3 separate regions of the Homo sapiens genome follow, and all the other regions are linked to region 3. A link is a contact called in ENCODE Hi-C or POLR2A ChIA-PET data. All regions are on one chromosome and are shown on one strand. The core of a region is the stretch at or near the end of the contact, and the rest is flanking DNA. Distances in the headings are between cores, read along the strand shown. Region 1 holds the start of TBCB (tubulin folding cofactor B). Region 2 holds the start of THAP8 (THAP domain containing 8). Region 3 holds the start of YIF1B (Yip1 interacting factor homolog B, membrane trafficking protein).

The links. Hi-C counts contacts between places; a loop is a spot of excess contacts on that map. ChIA-PET counts read pairs that join two places held with the same protein, here RNA polymerase II (POLR2A). Pooled maps may share reads with other maps.
Region 1: a map of CD8-positive, alpha-beta T cell shows a loop between it and region 3 (7-fold over the local background). The contact joins the promoter of TBCB here to the promoter of YIF1B in region 3. A Hi-C loop is called at or near these places in 2 of 168 maps with a recorded cell type or tissue (CD8-positive, alpha-beta T cell and naive thymus-derived CD4-positive, alpha-beta T cell) and 6 of 50 pooled maps. POLR2A ChIA-PET finds 5 or more read pairs at or near these places in 2 of 52 experiments (HEK293 and HepG2).
Region 2: a pooled map shows a loop between it and region 3 (12-fold over the local background). The contact joins the promoter of THAP8 here to the promoter of YIF1B in region 3. A Hi-C loop is called at or near these places in 2 of 37 single-sample maps with no recorded cell type and 8 of 50 pooled maps.

Annotation. Positions count from the first base shown.
Region 1 is chr19:36,114,207-36,117,281 of GRCh38, forward strand. It overlaps TBCB (tubulin folding cofactor B), which reads left to right and starts at 1,262. Exons shown (of 6, transcript NM_001281.3): 1 at 1,262-1,468; 2 at 1,835-1,978. The coding sequence starts at 1,355. It overlaps POLR2I (RNA polymerase II subunit I), which reads right to left and starts at 669. Exons shown (of 6, transcript NM_006233.5): 1 at 592-669; 2 at 453-507; 3 at 133-206; 4 at 1-45. The coding sequence starts at 650. RefSeq lists enhancers at 1-164, 183-312, 1,903-1,992 and a silencer at 1,503-1,592.
Region 2 is chr19:36,052,894-36,055,885 of GRCh38, forward strand. It overlaps THAP8 (THAP domain containing 8), which reads right to left and starts at 1,392. Exons shown (of 4, transcript NM_152658.3): 1 at 1,242-1,392. The coding sequence starts at 1,324. It overlaps WDR62 (WD repeat domain 62), which reads left to right and starts at 2,004. Exons shown (of 32, transcript NM_001083961.2): 1 at 2,004-2,255. The coding sequence starts at 2,079.
Region 3 is chr19:38,314,171-38,317,299 of GRCh38, forward strand. YIF1B (Yip1 interacting factor homolog B, membrane trafficking protein) reads right to left here and starts at 1,777. Exons shown (of 8, transcript NM_001039672.3): 1 at 1,690-1,777. The coding sequence starts at 1,747. RefSeq lists a silencer at 1,612-2,101.

The sequences.
Region 1 (3,075 bases), core at 12-2,511, 2.2 Mb before region 3:
AACGTGGGGTCCTGGGACACGTCGGCGATAATCTGGGTCAGTTCGCTGCAGGGACGCGGGGGTGCAAAATTACGCTCAGACCCAGCCTCCAGAGCCAACACCCCCGCCCCCAGCTCAGGGCCCGCCACTCACTCCACTTCGTGCGTGATCTTGTTGACATAGATGCAGCTGTTGTCGGCCTCCTGCTGGTAATCACAGTTCCGGCACTACGAGAGGGCGAGTGTGGGGGAAAGGGGGTCACGGAAGGATTCCAGACAAGATTGGGAGGAGAGGGCAGGGTGATCCCGGAGGATATGACGACAGGACTCTCTTTGGGGATGGGCAGGACATGAGAGTCAGGATCACTTGAGGTGCAGCGGAGGGCGAACAGGGAGTCCGATCACAGAGGCAGGGGGCAGGGCGGGGCCACGCTGGGAACAGGTGGACCTGCCGGGGAAGACCCCGGCGCTCACCGCGTAGAGCAGAATGCGGTTCTCCTTGTCTTCCTTGGGGTACAGCATGTTGTTACTGTGGGGAGGGGGAGGTGCCAGGGGTTAGTTCTGGAGCCATTCCTCGCCCGCCTTCTAACATCACCCGCTCCCTCCGCCTCACCATTCCTGGCAGAAGCGAATACCCACGAAGCCCGGCTCGTAAGTCCCGTCGGGCTCCATGGCGACGCGCAGCCCGCGCAGCCCTCCCAGCCTTCCGCGCTTGCTCCGCCGCGCTACAGGTCGCGGGAGGGGCCAGGCCTAGGTGCTTCGCCAAAAGAGGGCGGAGCTGCGCACACGTGCTGGCTCCCCGCCGCCTCGGGCTCGGCTCTCTCCGCGCAGAGGTTTCATGGCTTGCTTCAATCTTTTGATATCTTAGAGTAATTGCTTCCAATTTTTGGGCATCGCCGCCTCAGTTTACAGAATAGTATGGATCTGGTGCCAGAGCCGGGAAAACGATGCGCATCGTAAACCGCAAAACACTGAGCATCCAGGACAGAAGCCAAGGCGCTTGGCTTGGTTGAAGGCCAGTGCGCATGCGCGAGTTTACCCTTCGCGGACTGGGCGAGCTCTTGCCACTCCTACCTCCGGGCTTCAGTCTTCGCCGCCTGTTCTGGTCCTTTCCCGGGCCGCTATTGGAAGAACCGTGAACTATGGAAGGCCCCTCTGGATTGGCTGGGCTGGCCCAAGAGTAAGGAGAGCCCTCTTCCTGGCGGTGGGGAAGGGACGGCGGCGATTGGCGGACGCTCCTGGCAGGAGAGCGCGGATTGGTCAGGCACGGAGCAGGAGGCGGGGCTGATAGCCCAGCAGCAGCAGCGGCGGCGGCGGCTGCGGAGCGGGTGTGAGGCGGCTGGACCGCGCTGCAGGCATCCGCAGGGCGCGGCAAGATGGAGGTGACGGGGGTGTCGGCACCCACGGTGACCGTTTTCATCAGCAGCTCCCTCAACACCTTCCGCTCCGAGAAGCGATACAGCCGCAGCCTCACCATCGCTGAGTTCAAGGTGTGGCCATGGGGGCGGGGTCCGGAGGGGCGGGGCGAAGAAATTGGGGGGTTCCCGGAAGGGGGAGGCTGGGAGGGGCCGGGGAGTGACTGGGCGGGCCCGGAGGTGATCCCAGGCTGCGGAGGCTGGGGACCCGGTCGCGGCGGGGCGGGTCCGGAGAGAACTCGAGAGTGCAGAGATGAGGGCCGGGTCCAGCGAAAAATCCGACGGTCCAGAGGGCGGGGGCAAGAGGCGAGGGGCTGGATTGCGGCCCCGTGCGTCCTGACTGGGGGGTCTTTTGGAGGAAAAGGGACGTGGCGATGGTCATTGATGCAAGGGGCGGGGCCTCCGTGGCCTCCTTCTTCTCACCCTGCCTCCTCCTCACAGTGTAAACTGGAGTTGCTGGTGGGCAGCCCTGCTTCCTGCATGGAACTGGAGCTGTATGGAGTTGACGACAAGTTCTACAGCAAGCTGGATCAAGAGGATGCGCTCCTGGGCTCCTACCCTGTAGATGACGGCTGCCGCATCCACGTGAGGACTCTCTATCTGGGACACTCCCCCACCCCACCTTTCATTTGGTTATTCAACAGACACTTGCTGGGCTTTGCCCTCAGTCATACCCGAGATAGGTCCTGCCTTCGTGGAGCCTCCAGTGCAGCCTGACGAGAGACAGACCCATCATTAGACAGGGACAGCCTAGAGTGGTCTGGGCTGGGATCAGGAAATCCCAGGGGACTGGAGCCACCAAGAAGAGGTGCCTGACTCCACCTGGGAGAATCAGAGAGGGCTTCCTGGAGGAAGGGATGTCTGAGCTGAGGGATGAGGAAAGGGTGACTTAAGAGAAAGAGGTGGAAAGGAGGGAGCAGGGTGTACAGAGGCCTAGAATGTGAGGTAGGTCACAGTGAGCGACCAGGCTGGACAGCTTGGGAGAAACCAGAACACAGGATCTCTTTGTGCATCCACTCAGTACATCCTTTCTGTCTTTTTTTGAGACAGAGTCTCACTCTGTCACCCAACCTGGAATGGAGTGCAGTGGCACTATCGGGCTCACTGCAGCCTTCACCTCCTGGGTTCAAGTGATCCTTGTGCCCCAGCCTCCCGAGTAGCTGGGATTACAGGTGCCCACCCAGCTAATTTTTGTATTTTTAGTAGAGATGGGTTTTTGCCATGTTGGCCAGGCTGGTCTGGAACTCCTGACCTCAAGTGATCAGCTCACCTTGGCCTACTAAAGTGCTGGGATTACAGGCGTGAGCCACCAAGCCCAGCCCCTTTCTGTCCTTATTCCCTCCCGACCTCACTCAGTCTGTAGCAGCCACATTGCTCCTTGCACAGTCCAGGTGAGCTCGGCCTCTGGATCCTGGGCCTGAATGGTTCTTTTGTCATATGCCTGCGTGCCTCACCCTTCCTTCCTGTCTTAATTTAAAGTGTCAGTATTCTAGTGAAGTCTTCACCGGCCTCAGTGTTAACGTTTACCTCATTCCTTTCCCCTTCTTTGCTTTATTTTAGATTTTTGTGTTTACAAGTAATTCTCCTCTGACACACTCTGGATTTCTCTCATCTGGTTTATTTACTCTCTGTCTCCCTGGATTCGAGTGCCCTGAGGGTGGAAATTTTGATCACTATAATTC
Region 2 (2,992 bases), core at 142-2,641, 2.3 Mb before region 3:
TCTGCCACTTTACATCTGCAGTATGTCCAAGAGAAATATTTTTTCCTGGCTGGGTGCAGTGGCTCACGCCTGTAATCCAAGCACTTTGGGAGGCCGAGGCAGGAGGACTGCTTGTGCCCAGGAGTTTGAGACTAGACTGGACAACATAGGGTGATCCCATCTCTCTCTTTAAAAACAAAATTTTTTTTTTTGAGACGGAGTCTCACTCTTGTTGCCCACGCTGGATTGCAGTGGCCTCATCTTGGCTCACTGCAACCTCTGCCTTCTGGATTCATGCGATTCTCCTGCCTCAGCCCACGGAGTAGCTGGAATTACACGCATGAGCCACCACGCCCATCTAATTTTTGTATTTTTAGTAGACACGGGGTTTCACCATGTTGGCCAGGCTGGTCTCGAACTCCTGACCTCAGGTGATCTGCCCGCCTCGGCCTCCCAAAGTGCTGGGATTACAGGCGTGAGCCACCAAGCCTGGCAAAAAAAAAAAAAAAAAAAAAAAAAAAAAAAAATTTAAATTATCCAGGCATGGTGGCGCGTGCCTCTGGTCCCAGCTACTTGGTAGGGTGAGGTGGGAGGATCACTTGAGCCCGGGAGGTCGAGGTTGCAGTGAGCTGTGATCGTTCCACTGCATTCCAGCCTGGGCGACAAAGCGATCTTGTCTCAAAAAAAAAAAAAAAAAAAAGCAAAGAAATGTTTTTTCCTAGTAATTCTTCCACCAACTGGCTTATGTCAGCCAGATAAATAAGGAGACAGATCTTTTACAGTCGAAGCTAATTCTGACTTTCCCAAGTATGACGAAAGAGGTAAGGATGACATTTTTTAAACCTAAGCAACAAGAAGAATGAAGCACGCTACTAAGATAAGACAGACTGGAAGGTTTTGGGGAGACACGATCGCAAGCTCAGTTTCGGATGCTCTGAGTTTCAGATGGCTCAAATGCGTGGGGAGGGCAAGTGGGCATCTGCAGGCTCTCTAACAGCCTGCACCGACTTCACTTCTTACATCCCTTTCACTCTTCGGCTCGCTTCGCTCGCTATCTGTAGTCAATCGTCTACTCCTGTTTCCCACGCCTGCACCTTTGTATGTGCAATGGACACTGCCAGGAAGGCCATCTCCTCATGGTTTAACCCCACTTCCTAACACCCTCAAGCAAGACCAGAAGCCCCGCACAGCAGCACTAATGCTCGGGCCCCACCCCTCTCAGGGTCCCGCCTCCCTCAAGCCCCGCCCCGCGCTGCGCTCACTTGTAGAAGCTCACAGGGCGGTTGTCTGCACCCAGGCGGCCCGCAGTGTTGGAGCAGTTCGGCGCCCTGCAGTACTTGGGCATGGCTATCCAGCCCCCGCTGAGTTTTGCCGGGTCAGCGGCTGCACTTTGGTTCTCGCGGAGCGCCGCCTAACCCCGCCCCACCCGCGCTCGCCGCCTGCCTCACGTGACGTCCGTGGAGTCTCGTCACGTACCGGGGAGAGAGCTGAGAGCGCCTGCCTACTAGGCGCCCCTCCACAGTGCCACAGTCCCGCCCTCGTCACGTGACGAATGGGCCATAGCGAGTACTGTGCACCTGCGCAAAGCCGGCCCTTCGTCACCCCGACTTTCATCACGTGTTGGGGGGAAGGGCGGCGTCACGGCGTTTCTGAGCCTGCGCCAACCAAATCAACTGGCTAGTCAATCTCTTACGGCTCCACCCTACGCCTACATCCGGGCAACCGTTGGGGCGCACATAGTTCCTCTAGGTGGCGGCAAAAACCGAGGTGAGGCGGCCGTGGCCTTAGCCTCGTAAAAATTAAAACCTGTATGTTTCAGCGAATAATGAAAACGCAGTCTGGATGAAAGACCCCATGACGCTTAATCAGGCATCCAGTACACTGGCTGTGGCCCCGCCCCGCCAGGCACTCGCTCCGCCTCTTCGCCCCCATTGGTTCTAAGCGCCGCCCGGCATCCCTGCGATTGGCTAGGCCGGGCCCGTCGCGTCCAATAGGCGGTGGCGCCGGCTTTCCCGCGGCTGTTCGCTGTTCCAGTGGGTCGTGGCGGTGGCGGCAGCGGCGGTTAGGGGATGTAACGGTCGCCCGCCTCCGGCGTGACGATGGCGGCCGTAGGGTCCGGAGGCTATGCGCGGAACGATGCAGGGGAGAAGCTGCCCTCTGTCATGGCGGGAGTTCCGGCGCGGAGGGGCCAGTCCTCCCCGCCCCCCGCCCCACCAATCTGCCTACGGCGGCGGACGCGACTCTCGACGGCCTCCGAGGAGACGGTGCAGAACCGGGTGAGAAGCTGCTCGCCATGTCTACCCCAGTTCCAGGCTTCCTAGGTTTCCCCTAGTCCCGTCCTGAGAACTGTGGCCCCGACATCAGCCCCCGGCCAGTCCCCTCAGGTTGTTCCCTGCCATGCCTCGTCCCCTAACCCCCGCCCCTTTAGCCACGGCCCCTCCCACTTTCTCCTCGCTGCTTTCCCGGCTCCACCCTCAGCGTTGGAGCAATTCGGGGGTTCCTCGCTGGTTCCCACCCGTGGAAATGCATTTTGCTTCTGTAAATCACAGCCTAGTCCTGCTATATTTTAACCCCCGTTCTATCGCCTTTAGACGTCACGATCATAGCTCACTGCAGCCTCACTGCCCTGGCCCCCGCTGAGTCATTAAGGTCCCTTCGAGGGTTCGGTCCAGAGTGTTACCTGCCCCAACTCTTCCTCGCTTCTACCCCGCCTTCTCTCACCTTCTGCGATCTCTATCCTTTTTCCTCACCAAGGTGGGATTCTTAATCCATATTGTCACTCAAAACTATGAGAAAGACGTGAGAAGTTATTTATAAAATCTCTGCAGTGCTGCCTGGGGAGGAGGGCGTACAGAACAGTTCCCTAAATCCTGAGACAGAAAAATGGAAAGAAATGATTTCACAGTAGGTAGAAGGAATTCCATTAGCACAGCGGCAATTAAAAAAATTGTTTTCCAGCTGTGTAGGCACAAAATCTGTTTTTATAAAATGGAGATGATAAGAACCATACTAC
Region 3 (3,129 bases), core at 527-3,026:
GCGCGCCACCACGCCCGGCTAATTTTTTTTTTTTTTTTTTTTGAGATGGAGTCTCACTCTGTCACCCAGGCTGGAGTGCAGTGGTGAAATCTCGGCCCACTGCACCCTCCACCTCCCAGGTTCAAGCAATTCTTCTGCTTCAGCCTCCTGAGTAGCTGGGACTACAGGCGCACACCACCACGCCCAGCTAAATTTTCTATTTTTAGTAGAGATGGGGTCTCACCATGTTGGCCAGGCTGGTCTCGAACTCCTGACCTCGTGATCCTCCCACCTCGGCCTCCCAAAATCCTGGGATTATAGGTGTGAACCACTGCGCCCAACCTAATTTTTTTGCATTTTTAGTAGAGATGGGGTTTCATCATGTTGGCCAGGCTGGTTGGCTGGGCACCGTGACTCATGCCTGTGATCCCAGCACTTTGGGAGGCCAAGGCAGGTGGATCACCCTCTTTTTTTTTTTTTTTTTTTTTTTTTGAGGCGAAGTCTTGCTCTGTCGCCCAGGCTGGTGCAATCTCGCCTCAGTGCAACCTCTGCCTCCTGGGTTCAAGTGATTCTCAAGCCTCAGACTCCCAAGTAGCCGGGATTACAGGTGCTCGCCACCACACCCGGCTAATTTTGTGTACTTTTATTAGAGATAGGATTTTGCTGTTACCCAAGCTGGTCTCCAACTCCTGGCCCCAAGTGATTCGCCCACCTCGACCTCCCAAAGTGCTGAGATTATAGGTGTAGGCCAGCACGCCCAGCCTGCCCTCTCACTACAAATCTCCTTCTCCTGGGTAACTTTTCATGATCAGAATTATCCTCTTCCATGCCGGGTGCGGTGGCTCACGCCTGTAATCCCAGCACTTTGGGAGGCCTAGGCGGGCGGATCACCTGAGGTCGGGAGTTTGAGACCAGCTTGACCAACATGGAGAAACCCCGTCTATACCACCCCGGGCGTGGTGGCCTGCGCCTGTAATCCCAGCTACTTGGGAGGCTGAGGCAGGAGAATCGCTTGAACCCGGGAGGCGGAGGTTGCGGTGACCTGAGATCGCGCCATTGCACTCCAGCCTTGGCAACAAGAACAAAACTAGGTCTCAAAAAAAAAAAAAAAAGAAAAAGAAGTATCCTCTTCCAGGAAGCTTCACTGACACCCCTAGGCTGGGTCATGTGCCTCCTCAGGGCTCCCACAACATCTCCATCCCAACACAGGGCCTGACACATGGGAGTTGAGACAAGTTAGGTTGAATGAATAAATGAAACACACAGCACACTCACGGAGATGAAGAGACAGGAAAAGGGGGCCAACAGCACAATACAGGTTCGCTTCTTAAATGAGCGGTAGGCATGGCCCTCTGCGCTCCCGGGGGGCCACGAAGCTGTCCTAAGGGTGTGGGCGACAGCAGGCGGGTACTGGGGAGCCACGGAAGGGTGGGGAGCAGGGAAGGGCGGATCGCTAACTGCAAATGAATGAAAGTTGCATTTCTCTGCATATCGCACGCTATCCAGTCCCAAGTTGTTTTCTTCTAAAGGAATTTCCTAAAGAATCGCCCCCCAAGGGGCCTCCTACCCGAACCTGGCATCCCAGCGCTGTGCACACCTCAGGGTTCCAGATCCTTGATCTCGTGACCTCTGACCTGCAGTGACCTCGCCAACCGACGCGGCCGCCCCGCCACGCCCCCGCCCGCCCGATCTCCTCCGCCGGCCACGTACGCCACTTACGCAGCCGGGGCGTCCCCGCAGCCGCCGCCGCCAAGCCTGCCGGGTGCATCCTTCGCCGCCGCCACCTAAGCCGCGGTTCGGAGCGTGCCCGCCCGGCTCCCGTACCCACGCCCCGCCGGCGAAGAGACAGCCAATGGACGTCAGGATTGAGGGAAGGCCTCGCCCCCACCCCCCCGACCCCTCCAGCCCCCCCCTTCACGGAGGCCTGGACGACTGGGCGGTGCCTTACGTAAGAGGCGGAGACTGGGCTACTGGGCTCATGCAGTAAAGCGAGTCAAGGCCTGAGTGGCAGGAGGGCGAGGCCGGGACCAATCCCAGGAGGAGGCGGTGTCTGCCACGACAGAAAATGAGTGTCTGCCCCTTGCCGGGGCTCACGCCCCTAACTCCAGCACTTTGGGAGGCCGAGGCGGGAGGATTGCTTCAGCCCAGGGATTCGAGACTAGCCTGAGCAACATAGTGACCCTCGCCCCGCCCCATCCCTACAATTTTTTTTTTTTTTAATTTAGCCAGGCTCAGTGGCTTAACGCCTGTAATCTCAGCACTTTGGAAGGCTGAGGATCGCTTGAGCCCAGGAGTTCGAGACCAGCCTGGGCAACAGCGAGATCTCCATCGCTACAAAACATTTTTTAAAATGTAAATATCGAGCGAAAAGGTCGATGGGAAATGCAGTTCTCTGCAGACAGCCGTTCAGTTTGGGTCATTGAGAGCACTGGAGAGCCAGAAAAGGCTGTGGAGCAAGGAAAAGAGAAACATTTGTGTTCCTGAGGGGCTAATTGGAGTTGTAGGGGCTTATACAATTTTTGACATCCCTTAGGTATTAAAGTAAATATTTATTTATTTTGAGACAGGGTCTTCCTCTGTTTTCCAGGCTGCCTCGGACCCCCTGAGCTCAAGTGATCCTCCTGCCTCAGCCTCCCCAGTAACTGGCACCACAGGCATGCACCACCATGCCCAGCTAATTTTTAAATTTTTTGTCAAAACAGGATCTTGCTATGTTGCCCAGGCTGGTCTCGAATTCCTGGGCTCAAGCCATCCTCCTGCTTCAGCCTCCTAAAGCATTAGGATTACAGACATGAGCCACAGTGCCCGGCCTTAAAGTGAATATTTAGAGTGAGAAAAGGAAACCCAACAAGTTAGGTGAGAAGAACCAGGTGTCTCTCTTGGAATAGATCTTAAGGCAGTTTCCCAGAAATTCATAAAAATGTTCTCACATTGCAACCTGGTTCCCTCTGTCCACCAAAAGCATTCTACAACCCCCAGCAACTCACAGCACACAGGCGCACCTGCAAGTGAAGAGCCCTGCCCACCTAGCGTCCTTAGTCTCTCCTCTCTCTGACTCTCAGTCTCCCCCCTTCTCTCCCTCTCAGACTCCCCGACTTATCTCAGGAAAACATAGTGGTGGAAGTTACTTCTGCGCAGCGATAGCGCATC